Linked DNA regions of Homo sapiens: all the other regions are linked to region 1. A link is a loop called in an ENCODE intact Hi-C map of the cell type or tissue named here. Cell type or tissue: IMR-90. All regions are shown on one strand.

What was found. Peaks named below come from ENCODE experiments on the same cell type or tissue, not always from the same donor. Only the 100,000 strongest peaks of a DNase experiment are listed, where the experiment ranks them.
Region 2: a loop joins it to region 1, with 2.2 times the contacts of the local background. A loop is called at or near these places in 4 of 110 quality-filtered maps.
Region 3: it touches region 1 in a loop (2.5-fold over the local background); 3 of 110 quality-filtered maps call a loop at or near these places.
Region 4: it touches region 1 in a loop (9-fold over the local background); 11 of 110 quality-filtered maps call a loop at or near these places.

What each region holds. Positions count from the first base shown.
Region 1 is chr5:84,377,652-84,382,651 of GRCh38, forward strand. All of the region lies in intron 1 of EDIL3 (EGF like repeats and discoidin domains 3), which reads right to left. It overlaps EDIL3-DT (EDIL3 divergent transcript), which reads left to right and starts at 4,771. Exons shown (of 4, transcript NR_183295.1): 1 at 4,771-4,887. In IMR-90, a CTCF peak has its summit at 2,300 (motif pointing left); DNase peaks (open chromatin) are centred at 950 and 1,480; H3K4me3 peaks cover 790 bases; H3K27ac peaks cover 1,099 bases.
Region 2 is chr5:84,013,172-84,018,171 of GRCh38, forward strand. All of the region lies in intron 9 of EDIL3 (EGF like repeats and discoidin domains 3), which reads right to left. Among named protein-coding and RNA genes, the nearest start is that of HAPLN1, 290 kb to the left of the region's middle. In IMR-90, no CTCF peak of the experiment used is centred here; a DNase peak (open chromatin) is centred at 3,110; H3K27ac peaks cover 253 bases.
Region 3 is chr5:84,252,495-84,257,494 of GRCh38, forward strand. It overlaps EDIL3 (EGF like repeats and discoidin domains 3), which reads right to left. Exons shown (of 11, transcript NM_005711.5): 2 at 1,590-1,718. Among named protein-coding and RNA genes, the nearest start is that of EDIL3-DT, 130 kb to the right of the region's middle. In IMR-90, a CTCF peak has its summit at 3,037 (motif pointing left); no DNase peak of the experiment used is centred here.
Region 4 is chr5:83,924,481-83,929,480 of GRCh38, forward strand. No RefSeq gene overlaps it. Among named protein-coding and RNA genes, the nearest start is that of HAPLN1, 210 kb to the left of the region's middle. RefSeq lists an enhancer at 2,752-3,253. In IMR-90, a CTCF peak has its summit at 2,842 (motif pointing right); DNase peaks (open chromatin) are centred at 581, 931 and 2,841; H3K27ac peaks cover 402 bases.

The DNA of each region.
Region 1 (5,000 bases):
CCCATTTAGAGATTATCATCTTCAAATCAAGCATATATCATCTAACAAGAGATTAAAACCTTGGTCTTCCCATTTATGAAATATTATATCATATTAAATTATTTTAAGAGATCAATCATTTTGATACAAACCTGTTTTGGAAAAGATAAAAGGCAAAGCTAAGTCAATCTTCTTTCTCCATAGTAACAACCACATTCAAAAGTGCTTTAGTGCTTAAAAAGCCGTCACCTAAATTCTTGTACTTAAATCCTCCATTCTAAGTCACACACTATAAATCTGAACAATTCCTACACAGTTACTATCACTATAATAATGCATATTTTAAAACAAAATAGCAGCACATTTTCTAAAATATAACCAAATAATTGCAGGACATTTTATCTACATTGTAAGGTCTACTTCTTTTTTACAAAATTCAGTTTTGTGTCTTCTAAAACTTTATTACCTTAGAAGAAAAATAATTTTAAAATACCAACATTTTATTTGACACAACGGGAAAAGTCTTAAATAAGTACATTGTTCAGATATCTAGCTATTTCACCATTAAGCAGGTTTTCAAGCTTAAACATTTTTGACCAAGTCTTTTTTTAAATAATGTATACATTTCACTGCATTTGCACCCAAAAAATGTTGAACATCTTGCAGTGAGGCTTTCTCTAGGTCGCAAAACCAGCATTATCACCAGTTATTGCATTCTCTTATATGGTGATACACTTACCACTCCCCACCCCAAACCCTCCCAACTGCATGTACCCAGTTTTTTGTACTGCAAAGTATCACTGCTTTTACATATACTATTCGAGTCTCCTCTTTGTCTAAAAGTTGGCATGTTTTACTGCTCTGATTAAGCCTGACCTATTACTTCATATGCTTTTCACTTTCTGGATTCAGTTTATAGAGGACCCAGAAACTTGAAAGCCAAGAGAAATAAGCTTTTCTATGATACATGATCTAAGACCTAACTATGACATCTATTTTTGTGGTCAGAAGTTTCTGATTCTTTATCCTAGGTTCTCAGCTATGTGGTATGTGGATGAAGCTTCAAGGCAAGTGGCTTCTCCACAAGTGAAGTGGATATAAATTACTGTATACTTGATAGCTTTAGGCAGGACAGTGTGATCAAATCAAGGTGTAAAATCCTGAGTTGCTCCATGATTTAGATCCCAATTTATTTCCACTTATGTTTTAAACTTCAGGTTTGGTAGGCAGAGGTTTGACATTATCATCTTCCTTTTCTTTCCTCACAAAAAGATAAGTTACAAGTTTCACAACGTTTCAAAGGTTTGCAATCTTTTAATAATGATGACAAAATATCACTATCAATTTTACAGTAGATGTTGTGTCCTATTTGCCATATAACAAGGAAATGAGGGAGGAGGGGAGAGGAGGAGAAAGAGACGGAATGAAGGAGAGAGAAATTTTTATCCTAGGAGAACTCTGACACAGAAAGAATGCCACTGGAAACCGACTATTTGGCACAATGTCAGTGACTGTATAAAAAAGCTCCTTAAAAGGGTATAATGGTGAATCTGTAACATAGTTTTGAGGGCTACATCAGCAGATGCTGGAACTACAAGTTATCAGTTAAAGGTCAATTGCAATCAAAATAAATTAGTTCAAGTCCCTGACATCAATTGATGCAGAGGAGTCACATATATAGAAATTAATAACTGGCTTAAATGGGATATAACAAAGCTTTATTTATCATGACATTTGTCTCTTTTGGCCACATGACTTGTTTTATGTAGAATCTTGCAAGATCTAAAAAACATACACTTTACCATAATGACAAAAAGAGTAAATAAAAGCATTCATCTCTTTCCAGTGCAGTAGATGCATAGGAATAGTTGAGTGTGTATGTCTGTGTAAATCAATATAACAGAACTGCTATTTATGAAACTTATAGTTCATATGAAGAATAAGCTTAGAAATCGTGGTATAAATTTCATTAATAATTGTTTTACTACAAACACCTCATAGCTCTCTGTGTTTTTCCTTGGAAGGTACTTAGAAGACTCCCTCTAAAGTAATAGTTCAACCTAAGTGTGCACTTGAATGTCTGTGTTTCCAAGTTAAAATCCTATGGTAGAAGGATTCTACCTTACAATGCCCTCTTTTTTTCTTCCTCAGGGAAGCAATGAAAACTAACTAATAACATTAGTTTCGTAAAGAGTAGAAAGTTACTTTATGTGGATCTGCAGATTCACATTTATGACTTGACTTCTTTTATTTTTCCTTTTATTTTATTTTTTCCTTTAAAAGATCTTCGTTGATTATCCTGACATCTGCTGGTGAGGGCACAGTTGATTCTAGTCTACTTTTCCCTTCAACAACTTGCTCAAATCAAAGATTTTTAGGGGTATTTTCAGTGACAAGTGGTAATACATTCAGTTTAAGTATTTATAGTACTTAAATTCTTGCTGTATCACATAGGAAACCATGAGAAATATTTTAATAATTACTTCACATTGGCAGTCATTTGACTCTGTCTATAAATACATGTTTGCTTTGATTAAGCAAACAACATTATAATCATTACATGGACTATGATAAAAATAAAAAAATCATTTTAGAAGAATATTTATATAGTCTATAACTATAGAACATCTAAGGAAGATGCTAAGCGTCTTCCTTAAAACACAGAGAAGAACTGAATAATAGGAATGGCTTAGCTTTGGTTTTCTGCTTTTTAAAATAATAATGTTAATTTTCAACCTACTTAGCAAATAAAAAGTAAATGATTAACTATGACAGAAGCCATTAACACTCAACACATATTTGCAAAATTTGCTATTTTTTACTCAGTATCCAAATGTTATGATTTACTTCTGACTTGAACTGAGTTCTGAAGCCTGCACTGTTTCTTTGGAAGAGATACAATGAACCTATTACATCCTAATCTTACTCAAAGCTATTGCACCTGCAAGTGTGTGCAGTAAACAACAAATATCAGAATTACTTTTTTAGGCTTCAAGAAACTCTCAAAGGAGGCAACTTTTAAAAAATTATACACTAAATGATAATATATACAGTTCATCCCATTATGCAAAATCCTTCAAAAATGAAAAGTTTTAGCTAATTAAAACTTTATCTTGAAATTAATAAAATTAACAGCTGGTACTACTAATTTAACTCTAAAAACTGTCAAGCTTTTACTTTTAATGGTATCGAGTGACCATGCTACTTTATTTTAGTCATGTATATCTTATTCCTTCCCTTTACATTGCTATAATTTTATTAGAAGAAAAAAATCACATGTATCTAGAGAGAAAAGCAAACTTTATTAAATATTTATTTAAAATACCCTAGATTTTGAATACATGATTTATATGAACATTGATGTCAATATATTTGAGAAAATTATGACATAGTTTTAATTTAGAAAAGTATTCAGAAATACATTTGCCTACTTTTGAAGATTTTTGCAACTTCAAGATCAAAGAAGGAAAAATAGACCATCTCAATTTTTTCCTGATTTTTAAAAATTATTTTAAGTCTTTTCCCAAAACCATATACATTTAAAACAAATACATTTTAATTCTAAGGAAACATTTCAGGAAAAATCAGAAAAACATTTTCAGAACCAGAGGAAAAAATTGTGTGTTGTATCACCACAGTGGCCAAAATATTGCAATACTGTCAAACTTTCACATGAGAATACTTCATTTTCACTTAATTCTTATTTTAATTTGATATTTCAGAATTATTTTTGTATGTTTTACCTTGACTCTGAAGTTAGCATTTATTTTTAAGGTATAAAATTTAATGGTCAGGTAAATTAGGCAACGAAGACATCAATGTGTAATAATAATATAATAAGATAAAAGAAACTCCTTATTTCTGTATAAATGTAACTATACTAATCATAAAAGGTTAGTGTTGTTATCTGGAGTGAGACTGTTCAGGTATTAATTTATTCTCATGTAAAATTAACTAAAAATCGCCATTGATTAAAAAAAGAAAATGCAAATGCCAATGATTCATAGTATTTAGGACATGTCTAGACATTTTTAGACAGTGCCATTTGCTTAAAGACTTCAGGCACAAACTGCAGGCACAGGGACAGATTGCATAAGATGTCACGTGCTTGCTGCAACTGTATGCATGTTATTGAATTTTTTAGAGCAACCCATACCGTGAATAATTTAATAGTTAATAAAATATTCAATCTGACTGATCCATTGGTTTAATTTTAAAATAAAGACGACTAATAAAAGGAGTTACATATCCTTATCAAATCCCAGGCATTAATGCAAGTAAATTGCAACCCATACGTAGGGAAAACACCAATTTCTAAGAGACATGAGATTAATGATTGGGGGCGGGAAGGAGTGCAAGGAAAATTCTGTGTTAGCACTGGCTTCAATAAGTTTGCCGGAAGTTTAATTGTTTGGAGCTGTCACGGAAGCTGTACTCTGCCTTCTGCAGAGGTGAGGGAGAAAAAATTAGAGAGGTGCAAGTTTTAACAGAAAGGGCTAATGCAAAATGGTCTATTTATTTTTCCTCAAGCCTTTCCCCTGTCCTCACAAGCTAGCTGGGGGAAAAAGGGAGAAATCTCCTGAAGAATATGGAGCATCCAGCTTCCCGAGCATTGTCTAAGAGAACCAGGATGGAGAGTCCAGGCAACATCTCCATGGTTGGCTTGTCTGGCGGAGTAAGCTGTGCCCTCGGCGCGGGTATCTTCAGGAGACAGAGCTCCTGGCTGCAGCGAGCCGGGACTTGCCGCGCCCCGGGGCTCCCTCAATCAGACCCAGCCAGGCAAGCGCGGCCACATAGGCAAGCGCGGCCACATAGGCTAGACGCACTATCTTCTCCTCTACCCCGCGCCGCCCTCCACCTCGGAGCGGGGACGTACGGTGGTGGCGGTGACACAATGCGAGTGAGTGGGTGAGTGTGTTTTCGTGTTTGGGGTGGAAACGTAGGCGGGGAAGAGAAGGAGGAGAGGGGAGTGCCTGCAGTCCTTCCCCCTTCCCTTCCTGCTAAGAGATCAAAGTGCAGAG
Region 2 (5,000 bases), 360 kb before region 1:
ATCATATACATATGTGTGTATATATATATGATATAACGTATCCTGTACATATATATGTATGTATAGGACACATTAAGGCAACTCAAAAATTAATTTTAAATTCTTCAATCTAAAAACAATAAGAAACATTGTTCCTTACAAAAGTGCTATTTTATTAGGCTAACTTGGTCTATGTAATAAATGTCATTTGTAGTTTAGAGCAAGAGTGATTTATAGCTAGAAAGATTTAGAATTTAGTTTTTGTAAATAATTATCTTATTATGAAGACTGAAACTATTTGATATTTATCAAAAGGCTTCAGGAATATTCTGCTGCCAAACACACAGATTCCTCCTTTGTGAGTGATGTTTGTTAATATATTAAATGAAGTCATTTCGGAGAATATGAGATATGCACATCATTCATGTATTCATTCATTCTATTGTTTATTTGCTACATATTTATTGAGTGACAGCTATGTGTTCACCATGGCTCTAAAGAATGGGATATAGCAATGAAGAAAGAAGATGGTGGTATGCATAAGTAGATGTTCCTATTCAAGTCTAAAGAACATGTCGAGCTCACATTGAATGGTGTATGATATACAAATATACCTCTCAGAACACAAAACATTTTGCATATCAAACCTGTCTTCCAGGGGATAACCCTTAAGCTAAAGCTAAATTAACAAAGTACCAAAATATGGAGTCATTTAAATTAATTTGGTTGAAAAGTTGGTCATCCAATTATATTATATCATATAGATTGAATTGTAGATAAATTGAAAGCTAGTTTTTTTGTTTTATTTTTAATGGGACATGGTGCACCTTAGATTTGGTCATCAGCTACTTATATCATGTTTGACTTTCCAAGCTTCAAATCTGGTACCCTAACAATTGGACCAGTTCTATAAACTTACTCCTATGTAGGATGATATTAATGTTTTATTCAGTTTAAATAAATCTTGACTCTCCTATGCTTAACAGGATTTTTCAATACATTATATTTTGGAGCTGGCATTGTATAAATATGAAAATAGTCACATACCGCTGATTCTGGCTGTTTGGTTAGCTTGAGAAATGAACTGATAGTCACAGAAATTTATATCATTGTCATTAACTTCAAACACTTGTAAGCTACTCAACTTCTGGTAGCATGGAAGTGTTGTATCAGTTGTATAGGACTGTTAAGCCACTTTTAAAAAGTCTTTGATCTGCTGGGCGCGGTGGCTCAGGCCTGTAATCCCAGCATTTTGGGAGGCCAAGGCAGGCGGATTACAAACTCAGGAGTTTGAGACCAGCCAGGCCAATGTGGTGAAACCCCGTGTCTACTAAAAATACAAAAATTAGCCAGGCATGATGACACGCGCCTGTAGATCCAGCTACTTGGGAGGCTGAGGCAGAAGAATCGCTTGAACCCAAGAGGCAGAGGTTGCAGTCAGCCGAGATCATGCCACTGCACTCCAGCCTGGAGACAGAGCGAGACTCCGTCTCAAACAAACAAACAAACAAACAAACAAAAAGTCTTTGATCATATTTGTAACTAAAAATTAAAGACTCTAATGTGATATAAAATGAAATGAAACATGAAAATACCACTTTAACAAATAACCCAGTATAAAAAGAAAATAAAAGAAAAACTAGCTAACTGACTAAGAAAATTAATTCTTTGTATCTTAAAGGGTAGTTGGCAGTGGGTCCTGGCTAACTGAAGAGCAGATACAGAACTCTGGAATACTGAACCATAGCATGAATTGATACGAACTGCATTTTGGCTATAATCATATTAGCACATAGAAACAAAAGAAGGTTGGACAGAGTGCACAGTGATCTCTCTACTATAGATCAATTTTGTAGGCTTGCTTCTCCTGTTGATGATAAAATAAACTGCTCTTATTCTATGATGAATAAACCCACAAATACTCCAGGACACTTAGATGGGTTGAGGAGTAATTTAAGTATGTGGTCCACTTGGGACATAACAGGGTATAGCTAGTGACTGCTCTGTAAACATAGCTGTCTGGGAAGTGGAAAACACTGTGATGCAATGTGGGCTCTGAAGGACAGTATCTAAGTTAAGAAAAGAGCAGCTATATCACAATAACACAATGGTACCTTAGAACTGATTAAATGATAAAAGTCATCTAGTTCAAAGGAAGAATGAGAAAGGTTATTGCACAGTAGGTGGCAGAGTTAGAAATGAAATGCTGCTCTGGTTCTCAGGCAAATATTTTAGGCCCAGACTCATAATTTCATTCTGCAATTTATTTGTAAGTTTATTTGCTAGACATTGCTTTATCATTTTTCAAAGATTGCAAATAAAAGCTTAGTATCAATTAAATAAAAATATTTGATTCCTAAAACAGAAATTAAAAGAAAGATAGTTTTGTACAAAAGTGCATATTTCCTCAACAAAACTCTCAGTATTATATTAAGAAAATCACTTAGCAGGGATGAAAGATAAAAATGTATACTATCAATTTACATTAAGAGATATAACAAGAGTGTGTTATATATATAAGAGTGTGTTTAAATAACTCTGTCCGTTATTTAAACAGAGTGAGAAAAATAATGGTTTTCATCAGCTCTAAAACTCATGGAACTTCTCTCTGAAAATAAACCATGCTGAGAAGCCTTTAAGAAGTTAAATAGCAGAAACTCTCTTGAGAAGTAAATGTTAAAATTATGGCAATATCCCTTAGAGTTTTCACTTAGAATTAAAGCTTTTCTTTTCTTTATTTTAAAAACTTTTATTTCAGGTTCAGGGGTGCATGTGAAGGTTTGTTACACAGGTCAACTTACTGGCATGGGGGTCTGTAGTACAGATCCTCTCATCACCCCGGTCTCCAGCCTAGTACCTAACAGCTATCTTTTCTGCTCCTCTCCCTCCTCCCACCACCCACCCTCAAGTAGACCCAAGTGTCTGCTGTTTCCTTCTTTGTGTTCATGAGTTCTCATCATTTAGCTTCCATTTATAAATGAGAACATGTGGTACTTGGTTTTCTAGGGAACTACATTTCTTCTATACCTTTGTCATGTTGTAAATCTGTTTTATTATATTGTGTGTTACAGTTCTTAGAGCAAATTTCCTCTGAATGCCGTGTGATGTGGTTTCTTGCCAAAAGGGAATGTTTAAAGTAAAGTTGAGTAAATCTAGTTTATCGTCATGCATATCAAAACACTGCCTAGCTCTGATAACACTCATCTCACTTCTTTCTTTTCTTCCTCTAAAGCGTCATTTTGATCCCAGTGTTGCAAAAATTAATGTTCTAAATTCATATTCCCTATTGTGTTTTGTATATGCTGTAATTCATCTAGTTTTCAACACAATACAGGTTGTGCATCCCTAATCTGATAATCCCAAATCCAAAATGCTCCAAAATAACAACTTTTTGAGTGCTGATATGATGTGGAAAATTCCACACCTGATCTCACATGATGGGTCACAGTTAAAATGCAGTCAAAACTTTGTGTAATGCACAAAACTATTAAAAAATATTGTATAAATCATCTTCATGCTATGTTCATAACTGTATATAAAACAAATGCATCCCTGGTTACTCCTGGGCCTCATTCTCAAGGGATTTCAATACATATATATGTAAACATTCCAAAATCCAGAAAAATATAAAAATATGAAACACTCCTGGTTCCAAGTGTTTTGGATAAGGGATACTTACTCTGCCTGGCTTAATTGAGTGTAAAGTCTTTGTATAAAGAGACACAAGAGATCACAGATGGCAGGCCCTGTGGGATGACATCTGAAGTGCACTGATTGCTAGGGCTGGAAGCCTGAGACTAGACACTTAAATTTTTCCTGTGCTACTTGGTAGCTCTGTAACCTTAGAGCTAGTCCTTTTTGCCATCATGAGTCTCAGTTTCCTCGTGTACAAAGTGGCAAGAATAAGTGAGGAAGATATCTGTCCTACAAGTTTTATAACGTTTTTAATGAAGATCAATGCAGAAAGTGCTTAATAAATCTTTCTGTTGATGTTCTCACTCTCATATTTCCCCCCACATTCAACCTAGTTCTATTGTCAAGATTTACACATCTTTTTGTAAAATCTAAATTGCTGTAGAAACATAGGGTAGTGTTATTCTATCCGGCAATGTGCCAGGCTGCTATGCAGGGCTTTGCTACTGGCGAGCTTTTCCTTTTATTCAGTTTGGTACACAGAGAGGTTCCACAATGTCAATGATTATTATTTTTATTCATTTTAAAGACAGTTTCACTTGTGAAACATGTAACCAACACTCTGTGACTTCACTAGGATCACAATAACCTGAACTTTGTTTATGAATTTAAAAGTATCTTTCATGAGCAAATATAATTATTCTGGTGAAACTATGTGAGGACCAAAGTCACTGAAAAGTTTATGACTTACTGTAACTGTAAGAATAGAAACACAAATTTGGCACACCAGTGCACATTATCAGTTTTTAAAAGCTACATTTTAAAAATAAATGTATAATAACTGTGGGATCTGCACTGATTGGACAGGAAATGTATAATGAAACATGACTTTGGAAAAATTACAGCATGCGCACCCATTGGGCAATATGACATGAATTACAAATATTACAAAGTGAATTCATTCTGTTGTTTTCTTTTTCAATGATTACTTATTCTGTCATCTGTTAATACTGATCATAAATTGTGTCACTTCCAGGAAAGTTTCTCTAATTACAAAGTGAATTCATTCTGTTGTTTTCTTTTCAATGATTACTTATTCTGTCTTCTGTTAATATTGATCATAAATTGTGTCACTTCCAGGAAAGGTTCCCTAATAAATCCAGAGGAACAAATAACACTCTCCCAATGAAAGCTTGTTTTACTCCACAGTGAGTCATCATGGACATGACCTTTCTTTCGCCATCGTATGAAAAGATGTGCAGATATTGGCTCTGCACTTCCACATCCAGCTAAATCCCTCCTCAGCTCTGAAGTCTGGCTACACAAATCTGTAACCATCTTCTTGTTCCGGGAACTCTTGTGGCATGGTTGTCTAAAGTACATAGTTG
Region 3 (5,000 bases), 130 kb before region 1:
AAAAAAAAAAAAAAAAAAAAAAAATTCTGCTAAGATACTGATTTCTTAATCATTTACCTACATTTGTTTCTCTGATTCCAGATTTGGATCTTTCAAATAGTGCCAAAAATATTATATACTATTATACAACTCGAAGGCACTGCCAATTTGGGGTTGTTGGGCTTAAAATACAACACTAAAATTTTACTCTATTCATACATTTCTACTAGGGGTATTTATGACTCTAATTTTCTTCAGATATACAGACTTTCCTGAGGATATGATTCTCACATTAAACTCTGAAACTCAAATGTACATATTTGAAGCCTGGGTCAAAGTGGTTACAACAGTTTTATTTCGATGGCACTGTGTCAAACCTCCTAAAATATCAGTGAGTTAATAAAAGCATTAAAAGAGAATTATCTTTGAAGATGAATTAAATGAACAAAGTACCTTTCAGCAATAATAAACTTCTTTAGATAACATATATTCATAATGCAATATAAAAAATAAGGAAAATTCATTAAAAAAATAAAGCACACTACAATCCAGTAACTAATGGCCAAAGATGGTAAATTAATGGTTTTATTTAATTATTCTTTCTTTCATTCAACCAATAGTTACTGGATTTTTACTATGCATAAGGTAATTAAGTTAGGTGCACTGGGTACAATGATGGGTAATTCAGACTGATCCCTGGACGCTATTACTTTTCTTTTTCAAAACTATTTCCCCAAAGCCATTGAAGTGTCCTGTTTCTCTAAGGTTTATGCAGGTTGACAAAACATGTTTGGTTTCCTATAATGAACAGATATATTCCATCTTGTACTCTTCGTGGTACTAATGCGAAAAATATAAATTTTTTTCAAACTTACCTGTGCTATTAACTTTGAAAATTATTTCTCTCTTTAGTTAGAGAGAAAATCTCTGCACAAGTTTACATGGTGTTAAATTATTTTAAAGTACAGCTATTTCCTTAATGGGGACCTATGTGGAAATTACAGAAGTTACTCTAAATCCATAAGTATACATATTTCGCAGATTTTTTAAAAAACTATTTGAATGTAACCAATGACACATTAATTTTTGCAGAGCAAATTTTTTAGAAAACTTTGAAGAGCACTGCATCTGGAATATCCTCTTCTTTATATGCTTAGAAATATAAAATATATTTATCACCTAAGAAAAGTAATGATTAGAACAGCTACAAAATGCTGATGGATATTCGAAGTCCCTAAAAACATCCTGTTTTATTTACAGTGATAATTTAACTTGAATAAATTGACTTTGGAGTTATGTATTTTATTTGAGAATAAAATGTTAAATTTATATTAATATTAGAAATATAAGAAATGTTATATTTATGTATTATTTGTAATGTCTTTAAATTTAGTGTTAATTACTAAAAATATTTTAAAACTTAAAGAACACAATTAATATAATTTCAATATAAACTGGAAATGATACAACTGAGAATCCTACACAAAAGTAAACTAATTAGCAACATATAGCAATTTTACAACTAATCTCCATAATGCACCACAGCCAAACTGCCATTTATTCATGGAAATAAAAAGATAACTACTGAAATACTTAAATTTTGCACTTACCAACCTCCACAACACTAGAACAGTTGGGGTCTGTGAAGCCATCTGGACACTCACAGGAAAAGGAACCATCAGCCAATCCTGGCAAACAGATACCTCCATTTTCACATGGATTGGGATCACAAATATCACCTAAGGCATAAAAAAAAACCGAAATTGACATTTTTTTTTTGTCTTGGACATTGAAACATACTAGTTTACTTTGCTATGGATGTTCCCTTGGCAAAGTCAAAAGTCAGGGTAATATTAAGATTCACACATAAGATCTGCAAGACTCATTTCAAACCATGTACTCAAAAAAAAATACTATGTAACATGGCAAAAATTAAACTGCATAATTCAAACACTGCCTCTGAAAGCTATTGGTTCAGTTTGGAGTTCCTTCATAATATGTAAAGAGAATGTTGTCTAATTGGTTAATAAATATTAACCTAAATATCTGTAATAGACTAGTGTCATTAATTACTCTAATAAATACCTTCTTTATATCCACACAGTTTACTCTTTAACTCTTTAAAGGACAGGAGTTTATTTCTGGATCCCTAGAATCTGGGCTTGTCCATGTGACTTGCTTTGGCCAGTAGGTCGTTAACAGACTTGAAGACAACAGAGATTTGAAAAGCACTTGAAGACATCTACTTCCTCTCTTGGAGTGCTGAGATCGTCATGTGAATGAATTCAGGCTAGCTTGCTTGAGATGAGTGAAAGAAATGTGGAAGGATAAGAAAGAAACTGCTACAGAGAAATAACTTATGACATAACAGAAACCCCACAATACGTGGCCTTGGCTGTGGCAATGGGTGGCAGATAGTATCTGGAAAAGCAGTCATGGCCATGAAAAGCTAGAAAAATGGCTACCCATTTTATGTAGTGTGTAACAATTGATAAAGCTGTCATCTGAGGTAACTGGGGAGGTAGAACATGTATGCGATGAACTTTTCATATGAGTAAGGAGATTTCCGGGCAGACTGTTAAAGCATCAGTTGGCTCTTACTGCCTGCATATGATAAGGTGCTACAATAAAGAGATGAGCTAAATAAAGAACCAGTCCATTTGAAAGTAAAGGGAAGTAGTATACAAGGACCAGGACTTGTGTTAGAAAACACAATTGTTTCTAAACTCCCAACTCTCAAAGTGGTAAATTATCGAATGCCAGAAAGACATGGCCCAACATAAATATCAATCATGGATGTGGCTACAAACCTCCCTGTGAAAACATTTCAAATAATTCAGGTGGAGCCTGAAAGATCTTCTCAGCTAAATAAAAGGGCTTCTAGAGACCTTAAGGATTGTCCCTGAGAAGGCTGACACACCCAAAGTAGCACTGATTAAGTCTGGAGTAAAAAGCAGGCTTCAGACAGAATCATGGGTGTGGCTTTATTGCACACAGGATTTGAATCAGATGCACAAAAACCCATACAGTTTTAAAGGGAGCTTTGTAGGTGAAACTGCCACCTCCTGGACTCAATGAGTAAGGGACTTTTCAAAATAAAAAAGCATCTGGGCACCAACTTCCTACTAGTTTGTATTTCTTAGTTATGTTATTCTCTGTAAGGTTTTTCACATGAGAATTATTTAAACTCTTTTCCAGATGAAGCACTTTAAAAATATTTGAAAAATGAAAATTCAGGTTATGATTTCTGTCAAATATAAACCAAGTCATTAGCCACACTAAGATGATAGATTAAAACAGTACCTAAGTGCTGGAGCAGACCTTAGAAAAGAGAGTCATAAAATGAATGAATTAATGTTTGGGGAATACCAAAGAATTTAGCGTGGCTGGACCATGGAGTATTTAATCTGGAATGGCTAAGAAAGTATAAATATGTTAGATCAGGGAGGATTAAAAAGTGCCATTGTAATTTTTAAGATAAGGAATCAATGAGAGAGTGTCTAACATTTTTAACATGTATTTTAAAGTTTGGACATGGTCAGATCTAAATTAAGAAGACAATCCTGGCAGCATTTTGAATGGGGTGATTGATGACTGATAAAGATACTTCAGTAGACTTGCTATCATTTATATACTTATCATCTAACTATCTATCTATCTATCTATCTATCTATCATCTATCTATCTATCCATTTATCCATCCACACATATAGCTAGCTAGCTATCCTTCCATTTGTCTATCAATTTGTCTATCTGTCCTTCTAGTCCTTGAGTACCTATTGCATGGTAGGCAGGCACTGAGGTAAGTGCTGTATATACCAAACTAAATAACAGACTATGGAGCTTAGTGGGAGAGATAAAAATGCAGGAACAATTACAATTATACTACACAGTAGTAACACCTGCAACTGGTATACATGATCCAAACTGTGGGACCAGTGGAGACTTTTAAGGAGACTCAGTGCTATCAGGTGATGAAGAGGAGAGAGCGTATGCTTAATATTCCAGGCAAAGGGAATAACACACTTAAAGGAAAAAGGTCATGTCTCATTCCAGGAACTTCAGGTAGGCCACTGTAGCTAGAATATAAATACGTATTAGAAATAGAAAATGATGAGGTCCAAAAGGTAGGAAGGCCATATGAATCAAGGTCTTGTATGCTGTGCCAAAAATTTTGGAGTTTATCTTCAAGCACTGGAAAATTATAAAAGAACTTGAAATATGGGAAAGTGTATCACCACATTTGTGCTTTGGAAGAATCACTAAGGCAGCAATGTGTTGAATCAGATGGAGGAGGTTGGGCCGAGGGAAAAAGGAAAATGCATTTATTGTTTGAAGTAGTCTCAAAAAAAATGATGAAGATTCTCTTGACCCTTCATAGAGGTGGCTACAGACAGGGAAATCAAAAGAGGCATCATTTAATATCAAATCTAGTTAATAAATACTAGGTAATGAAACCAGAATAAAAGTTCCCCCAAATCAAGACCCACCCACCTATGTGGAGTAATCAGTGTAAGGACACAGTCTCATATTTACATATTTACCTAAAAATAAGAACCCTTCTTTCAGATCCCACTCTGTCCTATAACCAAGTTCTTGCATCAGATAGTAACTGAGGTAGGCCTACAGTCCTGATATACCCAGGGCCAAAGGAGGTTCTTTCAATTATCCCATCATTATGGAGAGTGCCTTAAGAATCCTTTCTGGTGCCTTAAGAAACCTTCCATGGCCCCTCTGCTGCCCTCTCTAGATGATAATGCTAAATCGAGTCAATTTTCTACCAGGCATGTGGGCCAGTCATATCATGTTTCTGTGGTCAAAATGAGACAGGACTATCTGCTCAAGTCTCATTATATCTTAGAGATGCCAACTGTTGTTTAACTGACATGTTTTTCTCTCTTCTCCTTGTAATTTTTGTTCTTCTTTTTTGCTTATGGAAACACATTTCTAATACACTCGAAATTTTCATCTTATTTCCATCATTAGCATACTATCTTTTGAAAGGGAGAAAACAGGTAATA
Region 4 (5,000 bases), 450 kb before region 1:
TTGGGCTGGTGGAGTCCCTGAGAACAGGCATGTCTGGCTTCACTGCATGTGGAGATGTCCTCCAGTGTATCCGACATTGACAGCTGCCCTTTGACATGCAGCTTCCTGCCGTCTCTGACTGGCGCAGGTCCACTTGATGCCCAGTGCAAGATATCACAGCCAATGTGTTTAGTTTAATCTGCTTTATATACTGCCCAGCACTTCACCTTAAGCAAAAGATATCCTCAGTAGTCAACATTTGTGAATGAAGAATGTACCTGTCTTAGCATTTTAAGTTTCTATTGAAAAATTCTCCTTTGCTTACATACATATCCCAAACATCTAAGCCTTATGAGAAAGGTCTCTGGAATAGAGTCTTATGAATTCTAGTTATATGAAAGCAGGAGACAAGGGAAAAATTGTACCTATCTAAAGTTACAAACTGATTTCGAAAATAAACTTTGACATGAAACCAATGATACAATTTTTGTTCTTGTCCTTTTCTTTTTAAACTTCTGAATAAGCTTAGCACGGTATAGAAGGCAGAATTTTTCATGAATGAATTGAAGCTTGTCACATAAACATAGTGACTAAGAATGAGTTCAAGGCCAGATTGTGTGGGCACAGGGCCTTGTTCCATTCTATTATAATAGTATACTTAAACATGCTGCACTTCAGTTTCCTCATATGCAACATGGAGACAATATTACTGTCTACCACATAGCCCTCCTGTCAGAATTAAATGAGATAAAGATATGAGGGCTTCCTTCAGTGTTGCTGAAAGTACAATAAATATTAAAGCTACGCATTTTTATTTTATGTAACATTCATTTGTCTATTAACACTCCCTTTCTTTGACTTCTTACACAGTCTGAGACAATGAACTGTTTCAAGGATCATATCATATCACAGGGATTGGTGACCTTATAAAAAGAGAATGTCAAGCATCCCATATCGTCTTTTGTGGTAAGATAGTATGTGACTTGGGAGAATGCAAGTGCGGGTCTAAGTAATGACTCCAGATGTGGTTTAGAAAAATAGTTTCTATTATGTTGGTTTTTGTGAAGGTGTGGACAGGACTGGCATATGGTGGAATTTTGTAGGTAGGTTTTTTTAGGTGGCTAGTGGATAAAATCATGAATGTGGTGTGTGGGGGTGGGGAAAGGAATCTTAAAATTAACCCAGACGGCATTTTTTGGCACAAATCTTTATGTTGGCCACCCCTGAGACAGTGTAAGGGTTTGAAATGGACTTATGCCCAAATTCTTTATGGCATAATTTAAAAGATTTTAAGTAAAATGTGCTGCCACAATGAACACACACTGCTTTATGAATGGCCTGATTATTGCTGTGGTTCCGCATAGCTAGAACAGACTGGTCTAAACCAGACAAATTCATGCAGAGTCATGAAGTTGTACTTTAAATCTATTCCTCACTTCCAAATCCACTTTCAACTACATTAATGTGTAGATATTGCAATGAAATATACTGGGTTGTGCACCTTTTAAACAACTCTATGCGTGTCACTATTTAATGTGGAGCATGAAAGAATCTCTGATTACCAGGCTTCAATGTGCTCTTCCAGCCTGTGTGGCTCTGACTGCAGGAAATAGCAGCTCAATCTTTGAAGCAAAGACTTTTCCTTTGCCTCTGAGAGTAAATAGCCTGAGAAAGAGAAAGCTTCCTCACTCCAAGGAAGTCTAGATAAATGTGTGATAGGAAGGGAGAGGGCTGTCTGTTGTGTCTGTCAGAATGACACCTGAAGGAAGGCAGCTGGCTCCTGTGGAGTGATAAGGCGAAGGTTACTGAGGCAAAGATAAAAAGCTCACTTGGTCAAAATACATCACAAACGGAAAGATCTCCAACAGGAATTTTTAGCGTTGCACCCCAAGTCTTTCTCTGAACAAAATGACAATCTGTTCTGATTTTTTGAGGGAATATAAGAAGCATACTCCGCTAAGTGGAACAAGGGCAGAAAACACACACACACACACACACACACACACACTCCTGAGAAGCTGGTTTCACTAGCTGTAGGTGGCCGACTCCTTCTCTAATGGAACACTTTAAGAGAATAAGTCATTTCAAAGAAGCAGGATAGACAAGAGAGGATTTTATTGCTTGAAACGGGAATTTTATTGCTCCAGACACAAGCATTGTTGTTGTTGGTGGTGGTATTGGAAGTCCTGGAGCTCCAGGAATAAAACAACTAGATGCATAGGGCCATGGAAAATCTCACTAACTCAATTCTGTGGTTGATGTTTTTCAAACATCTTAAAATCCTTACCTGCTTTTGACAAACAGGCACTTTTCCTTACTGTGAGATATCTCCTTTCCCTTCACAGTTACCGCCCAACTCCATCCCAATGTTGCCTCCACAGTGATTTTATGAGGTATTATTTTCTACTGTATATATTCCCTGAAAATTTAGTTTCCCCTACCTGCAAAATACAGTCATATTATCACAGTGACCAGGTTCTTTTCATACTGTAGAACACTCCTTAGGTCCACACATATGGGATTACCTCTCTAGCACTCCTCTGCACCTCCGTGTACTTTCCCAACCATTATTTATTTATTTATTTATTTTTTAAGACTTACATGCTTCTTGATAATTGCTTTTCCTAAAAGTTATCTGACAAAATATGTGGTGTAATAAGCAGGTCTTAAAGGGAGACAATTATTACTTCCATCTTTGAAAGAATAAAAAAAAACATTCTCTCTTGCTAGCTTTTTTGAGATGCCATTTTAACCTCTATATTTTTTCCATTCCTTCCAGCAGCAATCCATAGTGTAGCAGGAATTCCTGAAGAGGCTACTGTTTGACCATTGCCAATTCAGATCTGTCTTAATGAGCAAGGCCACCAGGGGGAGCTCCTTGAGTGAGCGTCTGCGGGATCTCAGGAAAAAGGCAAGGCAAAACATGAAGAGGGTAGTGTATTTGCAAGACTGACATTCCCTGCCTTCAGGGGCCACAAAGACCACCTTCCCCGCTGGGCAGCTTACTGGGTAGGAAAAGAAACGCCCCACTAGAAAGAAGGAAATTGTTAGTGTTTAAAAGGAGATGGACAGGAAGCAATGCTTGACTGTTGGATGGCCAGGGGTGGTGGTGGTAAGGAGTTGATTACAGCATAGTGGGCATTCTGGTAATTTCTAGGCCTAGATTTTAGGAATCCATTAAAAGTCAGGGAGCTCCAGGAATAAAACAACTAGATGCATAGGGCCATGGAAACATGAAAACATGGATGAGAGCAGATAGCTTTATGAGGAATGGGGTAGTGGATCAGTACCAGGTGGTGGTCTACTGATGGAGTAAGTAACAGAAGTGAACGAGGGAAAAGGGGTATTTCTGTTGGCACAAGTGGAGTTTGTTAGAGCAGAGTGCATGAGCAGCTACAATGATACCAATGTAAAAGACTAGATCATTCGTTTTCGAAATGATGGAGGAAATGGTAAATGTCACAAGATGGAAGAAAAGGAAAAATGCATAGATGAATTTTTCCACAGACTTTTTTGAGCTAGAAAGAAGGAATTTGAAGAGACTAGAAGTTCCAGGAATTCTGCTCATAGTGCGTGAGTCAGATTTACTGTTCTGATACCATATTAAAATCCTATCATCTAGGATGACTTGGGAAAGACTATGCTGAATATTTTGTTTGTACGTACCAATCAAACAATATCTATACTTCCTGTCACAAAGACAGGGTATTTAGACCTTTAAATATGATATGATAACTTTCGATTTCCAGCATGTCTATTAATAATAATTTTCCCCCATATAAGCTATATTTTATTTGGTAAAACAAAAATGAGAAAGAACCAGAGCAAACTAGAAGGGCTAGCATTTTTCTCCCCCAGTTTGTGGGAGAGAATTCCATCTTAAATGCCACATTTATCTGTAGCTCAACTGTAGTAACACTGGCTGCAATCTCTCAGAAAGACAGTGAACCATTCCATCAAGCTAAGCAATAGTCTTCCACATAGTGGAGTGACTGGCAGACACATCAATGATGGCTCTAGCTGAAAGTTATGGTTGGCACAGCTCTGGCACTGCAAACGTTAGGAAGATGCCACCACAATAAACCTTCCATGGCCCCATGAATGAAGCTGCAGTAGTCTGCCCCTGGAACAGCTGGCTTAAAAGAGTTCTGTGTGCAATAGGCTTTTCTAGACCTGCAGACTGAAGTAAAAGCTGTGTGCAATTAAAAAAATATTTTAAATGTTGTGTTTGTATTTTGACACCAATGTTGGGGACACTAGGATAGTTGAGGCACATTACTGACTCCTTTCCAGCATGCTTTCTGAACTGAAAAGGGAGTGAATTCAGAGACTTGTGGCTTTAGGTGAGTTAGACCCTTACAAGTATGTTTGATTTTTCTTTCTTTCTTTTTTTTTTTTTTGCCTAACAAGCTATTTCTGAATTCATGAGTAAAAAAGTTCAGGATCAAAAATGAGCTGAAGGAAGATGAGAATGAGAAAGGAGAGACAGAAAGACAAAAAGAAATAGACAACGAACAGGCAAAGAGAGGGAGAGACACGGTATCCAAAGGAAAATTTATAGATATGCTTTCAAATGTCAAAATATTTCTTACCTCTTTTAGTTTATTATACTTTATTTAGCAATACCTATCACATTAAATTATAACTATACAAATGACAATCCTTTGAGTATCTATGATTAACTTTTCATGTGTTTTTTTCTGCAGAATACAATTACTAAGAATTCTTATATATCTATTTTGAACTATTTAATTTTACATGTAGTTATACAATTACTCCCAATTTCATTTAAGACCCTCAAATAAAGAAACAACAATATATGTTGTGTGTTGTGTCACAATTCATTGTGCTTTGATGAATGATTGTGAGTGCTTTACCATTTGCATATTACTCAGCTCCTTCATTTTATTGATAGGAAAATAAGCTCAGAGAGGGTTAAGTTTTGTTTATGAATTTGGCTCAATTATATATTAATTATTAGCTCATGTGTTCATTCTCCACAGACCTTCATATCTTTCATT